Linked DNA regions of Mus musculus: region 2 is linked to region 1. A link is a loop called in an ENCODE intact Hi-C map of the cell type or tissue named here. Cell type or tissue: left cerebral cortex. All regions are shown on one strand. Each heading gives the region's core, and the rest is flanking DNA. Links, peaks and the distances in the headings are about the cores only. Region 1 holds the start of Rpl13a (ribosomal protein L13A). Region 2 holds the start of Pnkp (polynucleotide kinase 3'- phosphatase).

What was found. Hi-C counts contacts between places; a loop is a spot of excess contacts. Peaks named below come from ENCODE experiments on the same cell type or tissue, not always from the same donor. Only the 100,000 strongest peaks of a DNase experiment are listed, where the experiment ranks them.
Region 2: a loop joins it to region 1, with 2.4 times the contacts of the local background. A loop is called at or near these places in 4 of 42 quality-filtered maps.

What each region holds. Positions count from the first base shown.
Region 1 is chr7:45,124,804-45,133,432 of GRCm38, forward strand. It overlaps Rpl13a (ribosomal protein L13A), which reads right to left and starts at 3,942. Exons shown (of 8, transcript NM_009438.5): 1 at 3,897-3,942; 2 at 2,693-2,765; 3 at 2,406-2,471; 4 at 2,188-2,289; 5 at 1,906-1,991; 6 at 1,675-1,734; 7 at 1,312-1,434; 8 at 760-1,229. The coding sequence starts at 3,911. The coding sequence ends at 1,143. Flt3l (FMS-like tyrosine kinase 3 ligand) reads right to left here. Exons shown (of 9, transcript NM_013520.3): 7 at 7,425-7,609; 8 at 7,266-7,334; 9 at 6,386-6,628. The coding sequence ends at 7,311. It overlaps Snord35a (small nucleolar RNA, C/D box 35A), which reads right to left and starts at 1,632; the gene lies at 1,544-1,632. Snord34 (small nucleolar RNA, C/D box 34) reads right to left here and starts at 1,865; the gene lies at 1,800-1,865. It also overlaps Snord33, Mir5121 and Snord32a. In left cerebral cortex, for the core only: CTCF peaks have their summits at 2,732 and 4,281; a DNase peak (open chromatin) is centred at 4,128; H3K4me3 peaks cover 2,443 bases; H3K27ac peaks cover 2,129 bases.
Region 2 is chr7:44,856,087-44,864,715 of GRCm38, forward strand. Pnkp (polynucleotide kinase 3'- phosphatase) reads left to right here and starts at 1,060. Exons shown (of 16, transcript NM_021549.3): 1 at 1,060-1,468; 2 at 2,077-2,123; 3 at 2,367-2,663; 4 at 3,637-3,716; 5 at 3,802-3,859; 6 at 3,991-4,098; 7 at 4,274-4,345; 8 at 4,777-4,825; 9 at 4,903-4,973; 10 at 5,061-5,153; 11 at 5,232-5,328; 12 at 5,414-5,475; 13 at 5,563-5,672; 14 at 6,108-6,195; 2 more. The coding sequence starts at 1,318. The coding sequence ends at 6,536. It overlaps Ptov1 (prostate tumor over expressed gene 1), which reads right to left. Exons shown (of 12, transcript NM_133949.2): 9 at 8,526-8,583; 10 at 8,297-8,401; 11 at 7,449-7,646; 12 at 6,981-7,358. The coding sequence ends at 7,347. In left cerebral cortex, for the core only: CTCF peaks have their summits at 1,186 and 4,655 (motif pointing left); DNase peaks (open chromatin) are centred at 1,156, 2,062, 4,683, 4,907 and 1 more place; H3K4me3 peaks cover 1,982 bases; H3K27ac peaks cover 1,981 bases.

The DNA.
Region 1 (8,629 bases), core at 404-8,403:
GTCTACCCACACTTTGATGGGTTTATGTCCTGACTACTCGTGGATGAGTGTCTAACCTTAGGTGACCACCCCAGGTAATAGAGGAACCATTTAGCCAGGTGGCAAAAGCTTGTGTCAGTTTCTCGTATTCACCGTTCTAGCCCTGCACAGATGGGCTAGAACAGTATAAAGCATATTTTCAAAATAGATTGACATTTTGAGTGGTGCTGGATCTTTTTAACCCCAGCACTCACGGAGGCATAAGGACTTGGCTTCCAGGTCAGCTAGCTGTAATAAAAACTCTAGTGGTGGTTAACATGGGAAGCATTTTTAAGATTATATGTAAGTACACTGTAGCTGTTCTCAGATACTCCAGAAGAGGGCATCAGATTTCATTATGGATAGTTGTTAGGCACCATTTGGTTGCTGGGATTTGAACTCGGATCCTTCGTAAGAGCAGTCTGTGCTCTTAACCACTGAGCCATCTCGCCAGCCCCCGGAAGGATTTGATGTTTAAAGAACCAGAAGACTCAGGCGTGGTAAATGCCTTTAGTCCCAGCCTTTGTGTCATGGCCTGACCTCCTACAGTCCAGGTACCAGCTCTTGTATCTTGGTGCTGACTTACAGTAACACCATCTAGGACAGGACCCAAGATGTATATCTGCAACTTTTGAGCAACAAAGCCTATCCCGTGAGCAAGGATTCACCCAAAGGGGCCCCCCATGCAGATGACCTGCTGGTGCCCTCTGCCCCTCTCTGCACAGCACACATCGTACACACTTAAGTCAAATAATTTATTAGCACATAAAATCCTCCAGAAAAATACTGCTTTGTGGTCTGCTGGGAAGGAGCAAGGCAGTGCTCCAAGTGTGCACTTGTGAACCCCAGCTCATGTGCAGATCTCATTTTCATAGCTGCAGAATAGGGTACTTGGTCAGGTGGGTGGGGCAGCCCTGCTACTCATTTTCAACACTGAAGCTCAACTGATTCATCCCATGGTTTGCACTTTAATAAAAACTCATGCAGGTGGTGCGCTGTCAGCTCTCTAATGTCCCCTCTACCCACAGGAGCAGTGCCTAAGGAACCTTTGGTCCCCACTTCCCTAGTTGGCGGCGGAGGAAGGGCAGGCCAGGCAGGCATGAGGCAAACAGTCTTTATTGGGTTCACACCAGGAGTCCGTTGGTCTTGAGGACCTCTGTGAACTTGCAGATTTTCTTCTCCACATTCTTTTCTGCCTGTTTCCGTAACCTCTGTGGTGTGAAAAGACACATGTCAGAGCGGTTGCTTCTCACCTGCGCCCCCCTAATCCTGGATCTCAGTGTCCGTCCTCACCAAGATCTGCTTCTTCTTCCGATAGTGCATCTTGGCCTTTTCCTTCCGTTTCTCCTCCAGAGTGGCTGTCACTGCCTGGTACTTCCACCCGACCTCATGCGCCAGACGCCCCAGGTAAGCAAACTGCAGAGGCACAAGGCTGTAAGGACATGGAATGTGCCCCAGCAGCACAAGGGTGAGCCGGAGGGCCTAGGGACCCTATTTCAAGGACTCATCCCCAGCACGGGAGCCCTCCTGGCATCAGCTTAGCCTTTGGCATTATCGGCACTGCCCTAACTGTGGCATCCGAAGACCATCGTGAGAATAAGAACATCATGTGCCAGTCTTGAGGCTCACAAGCCTAACCTGTAACCTAGAGCTTACCTTTCTGGTAGGCTTCAGCCGAACAACCTTGAGAGCAGCAGGGACCACCATCCGCTTTTTCTGTTGAGAGAAAGAGATGCTCAGAGACCTGTTGGGAACACCTAGCAAGAAGGCCAGCAGGGTAGGCGTCTCAGCCAGTGGGGTTTTCATGAGGCTCAAACAATGTAGGTAATAGCAGAACATCACAGACGCTGGACGCAGAGGCTGTAAGGCTAGGCTTGCAAGGCTCACCTTGTCATAGGGTGGAGGGATCCCATCCAACACCTTGAGGCGCTCCAGGGCAGCCTGGCCTCTCTTGGTCTTGTGGGGCAGCATGCCTGTGGGGGTAACAGCGGGCCTCATCAGAGGTGCTGAGAACCCCGTCTGACCCCAGGGCAAGGGCTAGAACAGCCTCAGATGGTAGTGCATGTAGAGTCATCTCATAGTCGAGCAACTCGAACATGAGTGGGAGATGTCTCATCACAAGCTGCCAGAGCCTACCCTGTCCTACATGTCACCACATCACCAACTCACCTCGCACAGTGCGCCAGAAAATGCGGCTGGGGGCTCGGAAGTGGTAGGGGCCTCGGGAGGGGTTGGTATTCATCCGCTTCCGGAGAAAGGCCAGATACTTTACTGTCAGGACAAAAGTATGTGAGGCACCCTTGGACCCAAGAGCAGAGCAGATAGCCTGCTTGTCCAGGAGCAAGGCAACAGCCCGCCTGAAGACCACTGCCCCAGCCCTAACTCACACTTGTTTCTGTAGAAGTTTCCAGAAATGTTGATGCCTTCACAGCGTACGACCACCACCTTCCGGCCTAGAGTTAACAGGGAGTTGGAGATTAGTCAGCAAAGCCTCTTGGAAGGCAGATCTCTTGCTCCAAAAGTATTTTTAGGCCAGGGGTCCCAAGAAAGCAGGGGCTGGCGAGTCTCAGAGCGGTGCATGGGTTGATCTCACAGTCGTGAGACTCAAACGAAAGATGGTGAGTGTTGCTCATCATGGACTCCCAGGCAAAGGTAAATGGTGAATGAAACTTACCCAGAAGTACCTGCTTGGCCACAATGGCCGCCAGGCGGCCAAGAAGATGGCCTCGGCCATCCAATACCAGAACCTGTGGAAACAAGAATGCTTAGGAAACAGTTTGGCTTCCCCTATTCCAGGTTAGCAACCCGTCAGGATGCCTACTACCCAGATGAAGCAAGTGTCCCAAAGGGCCACTATAGTACTAACAAAGCCTCAGCAGGCATAGGATTCCTATTGTGTATATAAGTTGATTTTTTAAAATGGAACTTCATTTAACCCTTCCAGGCCTCAAATCCCAGGATAGCTGGGATCCAGTGGCACACCGTTCACTCCAAAATTGACCAGACCTGCTTTCAGACTTTAGCCTGTTGTAACTTTTCATCGGATCCTCAGATGCTCAAGCAGAACCTTTCTTATATGCACTCAAAAGAACCCGATTTAGCTAAGCACACATCGTCCTGTGATTCTGAGCAGTGCAGACTGGATTACAAAGCTAAATCCCGTCTCAGGCATGGAGGCACATGTCTGCATCCCAACCCAAACTACAGAAGAAGCCCATTCCACAGCCACCCTGTTTATTGCTGTTACTGGAGGGTCTCCGGAACTTCCCAAGTTCTTTTTAAAGGGCAAAACTGTCCCAAACAGCACCATTTACTTCCTGAGCAGCAACCTGTCAAGGAATCTAAAGTCAGGAGGAAGGTACAGGCAATTCCTGACCAGCCTCAAAATGAAGAGGTTCCTGCTTCAGTCGGGTGAATAAGTAATATTTAAAGTCTGTCTTATCAATCTCCCCAATTCTGAAGAACACCGAAAACACCCTCAAAAGGCCTACAAGCCTTCAGATCAGATGTTACAGGAATCCGGTGCCCTAAAGTCATGCAAAGCAGGAGCCTGCGACAGTTTCTCCTTATCTTACATACATACACCAGGCATGAGAGATTGCAAGCTCCCCGCACCCCAACGCCTGAGATTACAACCTGTAAAAGTTGTTTCTGGTGTTGGAACCCCAGCCCCACTCCCGTCTTCCCCAGAAAACCCGCTGCATTTCCATCGCCCCATACCTAGGCAGCCGCGGCTTGTTACGCCCGTTACACAGTCCCCTCGCGTGAGACGTTTGCTAAGTCCCATCGCACAAGCGGCGGGGAGCAGTGGCCCCTCACTGCGCTCCCGCCTGGCACCCACCCGACCCCACACCGCCCGGCGCGCGCAGAGTCCGAACCTGCCCCTCCGCCATCTTCGGCAGCCGCCTGGGAAAGGAGGAGGTCTTGTCGCAGGGTTTCTTATCCCTTGCTGCAGGGGCGGAGGAAGTGACGCAGACGGCTCGAACCGAAGAGTTTCCGTCTTCTAATTGGTCGAAGCGGTGAGTGCGCGTCTATCGAGGCGGGCCATTTTTATTTTGTCCAATCAGAATGTCGCCTGAGTTGGCTCTTGGCGGCCATGACTGTGCGGGGCGGGATGTCACGTGGGTTTCGGAGCGGCTTCAGCCGTACAATGCCGGCCAAGCCGCAGCCGCCATATTTGAAGGGATCGCTCTTCTCCGTTCCGGTGTCTGCCATGTGCAGCGCCATTACTCCCATCAAGTGATGGCGGCTGCAGAACATGTGGTGTCCATGAGGGGGCGAGCATAGTCCCTGTCGGCCCTTCAGAGCTGCTCGTGCAGCGGTCCCTCCCCTCAACCCCACAGTGGGCTGACCATCGCTGGCTGTCCTGAACCTGGGAGTCTCGGGTGGAGGAAGCCTTCCAACGGGTGGAGGAAGCCTTCCTGGATGGAGGAGGATGGGGTGAATGAGGGGCTTTGAGGGTCCCGAGACGCAGACGCCCTCACTCGCTTCTATCCCCAAAGGCCTTTGTTTCCGTGACTGTTGTCCGCGCTGCCCTCCCGTCTGTGCGCCTCTAACCGCCCGCCTCCGAAGGGAAATAACTAACCAAAAGACTGTTGGCTATCAAAGACTCGTTTTGTCCTGAAAACCTCCCTAACCAGCCGAGCCTGAGTCGAGTCCTCCTGTAGGTGCCAGCACCGTTTGCTTGCTTGTTACACTTTGGGGCTATGGTTTTGGGGAATTGAGTTGCGTCTGCACATCAAATTCCCATGGGGCGTGCCCTGTGCTGACCCTGGGCTACTGGAGGCCTCGGAAAACAAATAGAATCTTTTGTCGTTGGTTTGGGTTTCTGACGTAAGATTTCTGCAATCCTGGCTGACCTTAAATTTAAGATCCTGCCTCAGCTTCTGGAAAGCCAACAAACCAAGATTTTGAAACCTAAAAGGTGCACCTATTCCCTGTCCTATCCACAGACAGACCCGGATGAGCTGGTTAAAAAAAAAAAAATTATATACAAGTACATGGGGGCAAGAATGGGGTGAGTGGGACTTTTGGTGAGTTGTGATGTCTCCATCCTCGGCAAAGAGCTGGCGGGGTCGGAGCAGTGAGGTCCAAAAGGGGGCTAGTCTCCACCCAAATGTCTGTGTGTCCAGGCTGTGTCTGTCGGGTGACTCCTGCTTCGCCTCAGTATCCTCTGTAAAAGGGGGTGATCAATGGTCCCTGAGGACTGGAGTTCTCACGTGACACTCTACCACTGATCTACGCCCCCAGCCCAGCCCCTCGCCGCTCCCCTCCCCCCCCTCTTAGGTTAGCTTCGGACTTCTATGTAACAGTAGATAACCCAGAATCCCTGATCTTTCTGCCTCTTCTCCAGAGTGCTAAGGAATACAGACAGATTTACACCGCAAACTTTGCTCCATGTCTTTTTTTTTGGAGGTTTTAGGGGCAGGCCTGGTGGCTCACCTGTCTCGGAGGAGGCAGAAGCAGGTCGATCTCTTGAGTTCCCAGCCAACCTGGTCTCCAGAGTCAGTTCCAGGTCAGATAGAGCTAAGTGAGACCCCGTTTTAAAAGAAACCAGATCTTGGCCTTCAAGCTGGGTTAATGGGTAAAGAAGGCCTCTGCTGCCAAGTTTGACCACTTGAGTTCCATCCCTGGGACCAACATGGTGAAAGGAGAGAACCAGCTACCCACAAGTTGTCCTCTGACTTATATACAGGTGCCATAATACACTTTGCCTGCTCCCCATGTGTAATTTTTTTCAATTTATTGGGGGGGGGGTCTGGTGTAATTTCTTTAAAAAGATGAATTACTTTCAGGTGTGGTAGAACACACCTGTGACCCCAGCACTCCAGAGGTAGAGACCGGAGGATTGCACCCACATTCCAGGCCATCGGAGCTACATAGACCCTATCTCAAAAACTAATAAATAGAGTTGGTTTTACAGACATGTATCACTATGGCTGTGTGTTTCAGAAACAAGCCCAGAAATGGGAAACCACAAAATTTAAAAACTTAAATTTAAAAAATGTAAACAATCTAATTGGTTTTTGTTGTTGTTCATTTGCTTTTTGTTTTTTCAAGACAGGGTTTCTCTGTGTAGCCCTGGCTGTCCTGGAACTCACTCTGTAGACCAGGCTGGCCTTGAACTCAGAAATCTGCCTGCCTCTGCCTCCCAAGTGCTGGGATTAAAGGCGTGCGCCACCACGCCCCGATTAGGAGCCATAGTCTTACATGTGCAGGGATCCTGCCACTAAGCTCCAGTTCCAGCATTTCTGCTTTTCATTGTTATTTTGACACACATTTCCTGAAGTTGCCCAGGCTGGCCTTGAAGTTTTGATCCCTCTGCCTCAGCCTCCTGAATACTGAGATTCCAGGCACGCAGCACCATACCCAGCAGTTGCTTTTATTTTAAGGGGTGGAGGTGACAAAAGCAACCACACAGGGCTACAACGCACCCCCCTTCTTCCTTTCTGTTTTTCTTAAAGTCAGTATCCTCCAGTTTCAGCATGTCCAATCCAGAAGCACTGGAATTACAGTGTCCATCGCCATACCCAGACAGTGTGTCCTCTGGGCTGGGGATGTAACTCAGCACAGCACTTGCCTAGCTTGTTCCTTGTTTTGGTTCCCAACTCTAGCACCAAGAAAGAAGAAAAGAAAGCCTTGTTGTATATAGCATGCCCGTAAGCCCAGCTGTTTGGAAGTTTGTGGGGCAGGAAGGTGCATCGAGGTTTTCAAAGTCAGTTTGGGCAACATATTGAGACCTCATCTGAAAAAAAAAATAAGTGTCACTTAACTGAGAGTTTTTGTTTGTTTATTTGAGACAGGAGACGAGTTGGCTGTGTATTTCACAATGGCCTTGAACTCACCTTGTAGTGGAGAGTGGCCAGACCATTCAGCAATCCTGCTCTGGGCTCCCAAGGGCTGAGATTACAGGTGTAACCTCCACACGAGAGGTATTACAAGTGTAAGACACATCATATTCTAAAATACGGGTGCTGGCAGGGCACCCGCCTTCTGCCCCCTTGCTCATTCTCACAGCAGGCTCTCTCACAAGCCTTCCCGGCTCTCCACAGCTTACGATTGTCGGAGCTGCCGAACCCCTGAGCTTGTCACACTGGACACTTAGTCAAGACCGTGCTGCCCCTGACATACACACCACTCCCCTGAATCCCCGCCCCTCCTGTGAGAGACAATAAGACAGCTCCCCAAATCCTGGACTGACCCCCAAGCCTGGCTGTTCCAGGCTCCAGTATAAGTGGAAGACTCACCGAGATAAGACCCTGGCTGAGTCAACGATGCACAAGGCTCGCATCCTAGGGATGGGAGGGGAGGGGCACCTGAGGCCCCCACAAGGTCAGCCACCTGCCCCCCTCATCCCTCGCCACCCACTCCATCCAGCCGCCCTGGACTCTAGGCTCTAGGCTCACCCCAGGGTGGAGCTCCCCCCTCCTTCTTGCCCTTTGCCAGCGAAGGCCCCAGGCGGCTGCCAGCAGCACCAGTGTGAGAGGCAGCAGCAGCAGCAGCAGGAGCAACAGCTGCCTGGGCCGAGGCTCTGGGAGCTCCGTGGCTTCTAGGGCTATGGGACTCCTTGGGGGCAGCAGGGTGGAGGAGTCTGGGGAGAGAGAAGAAGCAGGTAACTGAGGGGGCTCATCAGCGCAAACGTGGAACGTCCTGGAGAATACGGGTGATGGGTGGTTCATGAGGAGCCTATTAACAACAAAACCTAGACCTGGGGGCATAAGGTAGGCCTGGCAGACCACGCCTTTAACAATTCAACACTCAGGAAGCAGAGGCAGACAGAGCTCTGTGAATTTGAGGCTAGCCTGGTCTACATAGTAAGTTGTAGGACTGACAGGAATGTATCAAGAAACACTGAAAAATAAACCAACACTGGGGATAAAAAGTGTGAGCATGGCTGGGCATCCTGGTCTACACCTTCAACCCCAGAAGTCAGGAGCAGAAGCTGAGGGATCTCAGCCTGGTCAGCATAGCAAGCTACAGGCAGCCAGGACTATAGAGACAGACTGTCTCAAAAGAACACCGTCAAAACAGAGGGGAGGGGAAAAAAGAGAAAACAGTGAGCATGGCTATTGGTATTGTTACCCAGAAACCATGCTCACTCCGTGTACGTTCCCTGTACACAGGACTGCCCTAGATAAACATACTGGAAATTCTGTCTCCTTCTCAAAGATAGGTGACCTGGGGCCATAAAAAGGAATGGCCTGTCCTTTCCTGGGCATCTATAGCAATTAGAAGGTTGCTAAACAGGAAGAAACATTTTCTTCAGAAGTTTAGCCGTGGGTAAAGTGCCCTCTTACAGGCTACCTGCCTAACTGGCTTTAAAAAAAAAAATATATATATATATATACATATATATATATATACATATATATATGTATATGTATATATATGTGCATATATATACATATATATATGAAGGAAAGAAAGGAGAGGGACCATTGGAGAGAGAAAGGGGATCAGTGAGATAGGACGCACAGGAGAAAGTCATGGTGTGATGGAAATGCAGACATGGATGACATGAGACGTTGCTATACATAATATATGATGACAAAAACATGAAAAAAAGGAAAGGAAAGGAAGCCAGATGTTCTGGCTTCATACCTGTAATCCC
Region 2 (8,629 bases), core at 377-8,376, 270 kb before region 1:
CCAAGTGTGATGGCATTTTCTTCCTTCCTCTCCCCCCCCCCAGCTTTTAGAGCGTGTTTTTCAAGATAGGGTTTCTCTGTGTAGCCCTGGTTGTCCTGGAGCCCTTCTGAAGACCAAGCTGTCACTAAACTGAGATCTGCCTGCCTCTGCCTCCACTTCCCCAGTTTTAGAATGAAAGACGTGCGCTGCCAACCTGTCTGTAGAGCTCTATTTTAATACTAATATTTGGAAGACAGACAGATCCCGAAATTTGAGCCCAGTTTGGGTGTATGGTGGATTAACATACACGCCAAAAAAAAAAAAAAAAAAAAAACTTGTCTGGGCTGAAAGATAACTGCAGCCGGACTTTTTGATTTCGCTCATAGAAGGGGAGGCAAGGTCATGGGACCCTGACCTTAGTACCCAGCTGTTCCTCACAAGCAACTATATGCAATTTTGCCCTAGTTGCCTGTGGTTTGGGGAGGGGCTAGAGGATACTGGTGAGGGGGAAGGGAAGGGAAGGGCTCTGTCTGTGCAGTATGAAATGAGGCTTCATTTCTGCTAGATGAAAACTGCCCCGTGTGTTTTTTTGCAGGTAGCAACACAACCACCACCACCTATGCTCTGCAAGCCCAATATAGTCGGCTTCCCCAGAATGCTCTGTGGTGGAATCATATTTCAGGTTATATATACTTCAGGCCTTTGGAGAAGGGTAGGCATTTTTTAGGTCTTCCCCAGGAGAGCAACTTCCTCTTTATTTTATTTTTGCGGTGGGGGCAGAATCTTACTATGTAGACCAGGCTGGGCTCTGCCTGCCTCTGCCTCCCAAGTACTAGGATTAATATTAAACTCATGTGCCACCATGCCTAGGAAAGAATTTTAACAAGGCTACATCCTGAGAACCTGTCTCACTAAAACATACATACATACATACATACATACATACATACATACAAGAAAATCAAAACAAAAACAAGTAACTCTAGCGTAGGGATCAAGTGACTATGGATGCGAGTGACCCCTATCCGCTCTGGCTCAGAGCGCCTCAAGCGAGTCAGGACTGCGCATGCGCCGTGGGAGGAGCCAAATTTTCGAACAGTCTTTCCCATAGCATAGATGAGCTTTGGAATGAATTCAGAAGTGACTCTACCTATATGCAATCCTCACTGCGCATTGGAACCGTTGTGGTAGCTTGGGAAACGTCGAACCCGCCCATGGGCAAGGGGCGGAATTTCCGGTGTGGCTCGCATTGGGAAAGCAGAACTTCCGGTGGCGGGTGGGTTGCCGGCTGCTGAGCAAGCTCCACTGTGATTCTGTTCCCCTTCACAGCATCCGAGGATGTCACAGCTTGGATCCCGGGGCCGCCTGTGGCTGCAGAGCCCCACCGGTGGGCCGCCCCCTATATTCCTGCCGTCGGATGGCCAAGCCCTGGTCCTCGGTCGGGGACCCCTGACCCAAGTGACGGACCGGAAGTGCTCCCGAAACCAAGGTGGGCACGGGAATGGAACTGCTGCAGAGTGGGATTGGAAGGAAGCAGGGGAGCCTATGCCTAGCCAGAAGCAAGACGAGGCATTATGGGAGGGACAGAGAGGATCTGGGAGATTGTCACCGGAGGGGAGAAGGACAACAGAGAGACGGTCGCTGGGCAGGCTACATCAGGCGGTGATGCATCAAGCCATGCCCAAGACCTCGGTCTACCCCATGTATCTCATGGGACAAAGCAGACCCTACAGATAAAAAAAATACCTGTTCTGGACAAGTCCGTGTCTCTAGCAATCCTAGGGACTCCGAAGTACCTGTTATTATTGAGGAATAAACTGGCTCGGGGGGGGGGGGGGGGGGCAGACACCCCTGTCATCCAGAGAATTGGGTGGTAGAGGCATGAGAATCAGTTCAAGCCCAGCCGCTAGTATGTAGCGAGTTCAAGGCTATCCTGGGCTACCTGTGTTGGGGGATTGAGGAAGGAAGGGAGAAAGTGCCTCTCTTACTTAAGTCCTAGGGAGAAAGTGCCTCTCTTACTTAAGTCCTAGTAGTAGACTGTAGTTGGCCACGCCCCTGTACGTGATGTAAACCCTGACTCCACCCCCTTACCCTCAGTGGAGCTGATTGCAGACCCTGAAAGCCGGACAGTGGCAGTGAAACAGGTACCAGTGTCTTGGCAGCGGGTAGCAAGGACTTGGGAGAGGGGCCGGGTAGATGACAACCCTTCAGAAGGCTGGTCAGCTTTCCGCTTTAACACCGTGCCAGACTAGAAGCCACTAACCTTTCAAAGTTCTGACTGGCCACACGAAGTGAATAGGTGGGAAGATTAAAAATTGATTGGGAGCTAAGGTATTGGATTTGGTGGGGCGGGGTGGTGCCAACCCTAGCTCCTCCTTTGTCTGCAGCTGGGTGTTAACCCGTCAACTGTTGGGGTCCAGGAGTTGAAGCCAGGACTGTCTGGCTCTCTAAGCTTGGGGGATGTCCTTTATCTGGTTAATGGCCTATATCCCCTGACCCTGCGTTGGGAAGAGCTCAGCACATCAGGATCCCAGCCAGATGCTCCACCAGACACTCCTGGGGATCCGGAGGAGGGAGAGGATACTGAGCCTCAGAAAAAGCGAGTTCGGAAATCCTCTCTTGGCTGGGAGAGCTTAAAGAAGTTACTGGTGTTCACAGCGTCTGGGGTGAAGCCCCAGGGCAAGGTGAGGCCGCCACCCCTGCTGCCACCCAGGCTAGCCAGTTAATGTAAAGTTTCCTGTGCAGCCCTGAGCTAGTCTTATCAAAGTTCCTGAGCCTCAACTGTTCTGTGCAGAGAAGACTGAGACCCCAGTGGTGCCGCCACCACTGAGGTACAGGGTACAGGTCAGGCCCTGTAATCAGTGGTGACCTTTCTTGGATCACTCTGAAATGAGGCCACAGAAAATTCACGGCCTAGTTTCCTGTGGCCACTCAGCCAACAGTGAGGTTTGTTTTTTTAAGAATTGATATGACCTGGCACTCGGGAGGCAGAGGCAGGCGGATTTCTGAGTTCGAGGCCAGCCTGGTCTACAAAGTGAGTTCCAGGACAGCCAGGGCTATAAAGAGAAACCCTGTCTCGAAAAAAAAAACAACAACAACAAAAATCAAAAAAAAAAAAAAAAAAGAATTGATATGAGCCTGCATGATTTTCTGTGTACTGTATGCAGGTGGCTGCAGAGGCCACAGAGCATTGGGTGCCCTGGAGCTGTAGTTACAGGCAGTTATGGGCCATCTGACATTTGTGTGCTCCTAACCACTGAGTCTAACCACTGAGCCATCTCTCCAACTCTTCCAACAAAGCCCTTTGCTCCTTCTGGGCTGTTAGTTCTCCAAGGAGATGCTCAGAGAAAAAGGATTTGTGAGACACTGGTTCCTACTAAAAAAAAAAAAACAAACAAACTGGAAGTGGAGGGCAGAGGACACAGAAGGATAATACTGGTATTTAAAGGCTGGTGTCTCCAGGTACACGCCTTCAGTCCCTATACCTGGGAGGCAGAGGGAGGCAGATCTCTGTGAGTTCAAAGCCAGTCTGGTCTGTAGAGTGAGTTCCAAGACAGCCAAGGCTACACAGAGAAACCCTTGACTTGAAAAGGAAGACAGTAAGCCTGTAAGGAAGGTCAGAGGTGACAGTATTGTTGTCCCTGTTGGTGATACCAGGTGGCTGCCTTTGACCTAGATGGGACCCTCATCACCACCCGCTCTGGAAAGGTCTTCCCCACTAGCCCTAGTGACTGGAGGTGAGGTGGGACATGGGAGGCGGCTGGGCTGGGTGCCCAGAGTTCTTTAGATCACAAGTCACCTGCTACTTCCCGTCCACCTTAGGATTCTGTACCCAGAGATTCCAAAGAAGCTCCAGGAGCTGGCTGCTGAAGGCTACAAGGTGTGTGGGTGTGGGAGCCTGTGTGTGCGTGTGTGCGCGTGTGTGTGAGTGTGTGTGTGTGTGTGCGCGGACACATGCATACACATGCCTGGGTTGAGACAGGGCTCCAGTGTGTCCCTGTCTGTCCCCAGTTGGTAATCTTCACCAACCAAATGGGCATCGGGCGAGGCAAGCTGCCAGCAGAGGTGTTCAAGGGCAAGGTGGAAGCTGTATTGGAGAAGTTAGGGGTCCCATTTCAGGTACGGCCAGAAGGGACACTTAGGGACTATATGGGACAGAGACCCAGAGAGAACGTGCCAATGCATCGGGGGTGGGCGGGGGGAAGCCTTGGCTGGGATCATGCTGACAGGAGCTGTTCTCTGAGATCCCAAGGGGACAGGCACTAAGAACACTGTGGCCTGGCTACCTCCATAGGTGCTGGTGGCAACACATGCAGGTCTAAACCGAAAGCCAGTGAGTGGCATGTGGGACCATCTGCAGGAGCAGGTGAGCGCCCTCCTGCCTTTTATACTGTCTGTCCCAGCCTTCCCCTCACCACACGGGTGGCCACTGGAAATGCCTAGAGGTGCTGGGGGCACGGGGTAACCAGGTCCAGCCTCTGTGAGGTCCTAGGCAGTGTTAGGTAAACAGAGATGCTCAGGGCTAAGGGGGAGGGTCTGGTAGGTAGCAGGGACATGGGAAACAGGCTGAGAAGGAAGTGGCCCACAGATAGGAGCTTACAGATCCAGGAAGGCCCACCTTGATTAGGGCCACAAGTTGGAAGAGCAGGCAGTGTGGGCTGCTGCAGGATGTGCGCCCTCTGGAGGCAACTGGGGGAGCAAGCGAGACACTCAGCAGCAATGCCCTGGTGTGTGGTCCAGCCAGCCCCTCTGCTGTCCCATCCTGTGGGCTGGACTTCTCACTGCCTCTCTCTGTAGGCCAACGAGGGCATCCCCATCTCGGTAGAGGACAGTGTCTTCGTGGGAGGTAAGAGGCGCAGGCTTCTAGGGGTTCAGGAACCCTCTCAGAGCTCAGTGTTGGACAGGGTTGCCCTTCCCTTACAGATGCAGCAGGGCGCCTAGCCAACTGGGCACCGGGGAGGAAAAAAAAGGATTTCTCTTGTGCAGACCGCCTGGTAAGCCTGGTGTCTGTGCCCCGCCCTGTCCGTGTGACACCCTCACTGCACCTCTGCACCCACCTAACCCCTGCGTTCCCTCCTCAGTTCGCCCTTAACGTCGGCCTGCCCTTTGCCACTCCGGAAGAGTTTTTCCTTAAGTGGCCGGCTGCCCGCTTTGAGCTTCCAGCTTTCGACCCGGTGAGGCCCAAAAGAGAAGGGGATGAGAGGCCCTTGTGAGCTCCCTGGTCTCACGCCCCCTTTTTGTTCCCCTGCCAGAGGACTATCTCCAGTGCTGGGCCCCTCTACCTTCCAGAGTCCAGCTCTCTCCTGAGCCCCAACCCAGAGGTGGTGGTCGCAGTAGGATTCCCTGGGGGTGAGATGCCACAGCCTGACCTCTGGCTCCCCCTGGCACTCACTTGGGTCCTAGGCACTAGCTGATGACTCTACTGCCCCCACAGCCGGCAAGTCCACTTTCATCCAGGAGCACCTAGTGTCAGCTGGCTACGTCCATGTGAACAGGGTGAGTGGGACTGCACCTCCCCTCCCCGCCACCGTTCAAGGATGGGAACTCCCCAGACTGACTTGTTATTTGCCCTGGGTCCCACAGGACACGCTGGGCTCGTGGCAGCGCTGTGTGAGCTCATGCCAGGCGGCACTGAGGCAGGGGAAGCGAGTCGTGATTGACAACACCAACCCAGATGTCCCAAGTCGGGCCAGGTACTGGAAACTCATGGTGGGCTCGGGAAGCACTGCGTGTACTAGGGGAACACTGCGTGTACTAGGGGAGCACTGAGTGTACTAGGGGAACACTGCGTGTACTAGGGGAGCACTGCACGTACTAGGGGAGCACTGCACGTACTAGGGGAGCACTGCGTGTACTAGGGGAGTACTGAGTATACTGGGGGAGCACTGCACATACTAGGGGAGCACTGTGTGTACTAGGGGAGCACTGTGTGTACTAGGGGAGCACTGCGTGTACTAGGGGAGCACTGCGTGTACTAGGGGAGCACTGCGTGTACTAGGGGAACACTGCGTGTACTAGGGGAGCACTGCATGTACTAGGGGAGCACTGCGTGTACTAGGGGAGCACTGCGTGTACTAGGGGAGCACTGTGTGTACTAGGCGTCAGTGACAGCTGTTTTGCCTCCACAGGTACATCCAATGTGCCAAAGATGCAGGTGTGCCCTGCCGCTGTTTCAACTTCTGTGCTACAATAGAGCAGGCACGCCACAACAACAGGGTGAGCCACTCTCCAGGCCCCATCCCACCCTAGCCCTCCCCTCATCTAAGCCTTGCACCCTCTGACTTTTGTGCCATTTTGCAGTTTCGTGAGATGACCGACCCTTCGCATGCACCTGTGTCGGACATGGTCATGTTTAGCTACAGGTTCGGGGGTTCTGGGGTTCTGGAGGGGGTGGGGGAGGTGGGGTACAGAGCCTCACACCCCCATCCCGCAGGAAGCAGTTTGAGCCGCCCACACTGGCTGAAGGCTTCCTGGAGATCCTTGAGATTCCATTCCGGTTACAGGAGCATCTGGACCCGGCACTGCAGCGACTGTACCGCCAGTTTTCCGAGGGCTGAGCCCTCAATAAACACTGGTGCCACTCTGTGCACAGCCATCTTGCTGGGGTTGTGGGAGGCAAAACAGGTGCCACGGCATCCTGCATTGAGCTTGGGCTTCCAAGTGGGCTCTTGTGTATCTGGCATACTTGGCCTGGGGGCTTGAGCAGCCACAGCCATTTTGTGGTGTGACTCACCAGCCAGCACCAGGTTTCAGAACCCAGTTGTGGGACACTGGACCCGAGACTGGAGTCTGGGGATGTTAAATTTGACCAGGTACAGGAAGATTATAATAATGTGTCAAAGAAAGGCTGTCATGTGGGTAACTAGCCTGATGAGCCTGCTTTTCCGTCTACTTAGAGATGGTCTAACATCACACATCCCCCGAACTTCAAGACTTAGCAGCTGTGTTGGGGGTCAACCCACACTGTGTAACTTAACGACACAAGCAGGGAGGGACAGCAAGTGGGTTAAAAGGCTTTATTAGGGAAACATACAGGGGCAAGGACCATCCTTGGGAGACCTCAGGACGCTGTCCTCCAGGTTGCTGGGCAGGTACAGTCGCCAGGAGCCCCTGCTCAGAAGCAGCTGACCTGGGAGGCAGGAGGAGGGGTGGCTTCTACTAGTGAAACTGCACCCTACTCCCCAGTATTAAGCTGTGGCCCTGGCACCCATTCCTCCCCAGGGATATTGGTAGCAGGAGGCAGTGACGCATGCAGCAGGTCTCTCTCAGGCCAGGGCCACCCTGCTGCTTCCCACGGACACAGTGCTGCTCACCAGTCTCCACTGGGGCCTCGTCTGGGACTGTGGCCCGCCCAGCCCAGGCATCCTCTAGCCACCCATCTGCAGAGGAAGAAGCCAGGGGAGGTTTCAGAAGTGAGCACCCAGAGGCAGGGCCCAGCGAGGGAGGGACGATGGCGGAGCCGGCCTCACCCCTCGCTGCTGCTGCTCCTGCTCCAGGCTTCGCTGCAGGACCTGCTGCTGGTTGGCGATGACGCGACGGATGCCGTTGACAAAGTTGCTCTGGTCGTGCGGGATGAGGCCGATGAAGATCTTCTTCTCCGAGGAGTACAGGAGCATGAGCACACGCACCTCACACGATGCCTTGTAGGAGAAGTGCACGCAGCCCGCCTAACAGCAGGCCCGAGTCAGGATACTCACTCACCCTCGGCCACAAGCCGGCCAGCCCATCTGCGGACAGCTGGACCCCAGGCAGCTGGCCCCGAGGTCCACAGCATCCCAGCTCGGGCTGCCGGGCACAGAGCCCCACCCTGGACAAGCCTCATTTCCTTACACTGGAGACAAGACCCACAAGGCTCAGACCCTTGCAGTTTAACCGTCACTAACCATGGGCTCCCCAAGGTCCTGAGGTGCCTCACTACCTCCAGCTCTGGGTTCACCTACTGACAGGGAAACTGAAGCCCCAGAGCTGGTGGATCTAGATCTTGGGGGCTCCAGGCCTCCTAAGTTCCCTGGGAATTCTGGGCCAAGCTGAACTGTGCGTCGGTTAGTAGTCTGCCTCTCGGGCAGGGCCCTCTCCACTGGGGCCTATCTGGTACAGCAAGTGTCTCCAAGGACTGACAAGCCCGCTGCCTCAGTTCTCCAGTGGAGGCCATACTCCGGGCATGAGGACCGGGTGGGATGGTGCATGCAAACACACAGGAGGCCCTGGGGTATAAGGGTACAGGACATCCTAGCTGCATAGGTGTGGCAGAGGCCCCACCACAGCTTCCACAAGCAGCTGCATTAGTCTGTCTCCTTGGCTGCTGCCCTCCACTCACGAAGCCATTGTCCATGATCCGGCAAAGGCTCTTCAGAGTCTCCATGTCCTTAGTGAAGTGGAACTGTACCAGGCGTGAATTCCGGAACAGTGGCACGAGGGTGGTCTGGGGGAAGGCCAAGGGCTTCTTTATGGAACCCTAGCTTGCTGGGGAAGCCAGGCAGCCCTCTGCACCAGCCCACCACAGGGTCTTTGGCCCACCCCCAGCCTGGCATCCCCTGACCCCTCACCAGCAACTGCTGCGGAATGAGCTGCATGAAGAGCCTCCGAGGCCACTGGTCTGTTCTCCTGCCACACAAGACAGCAGGCATCAGTCAGCAGTCCTCCCCCAGGG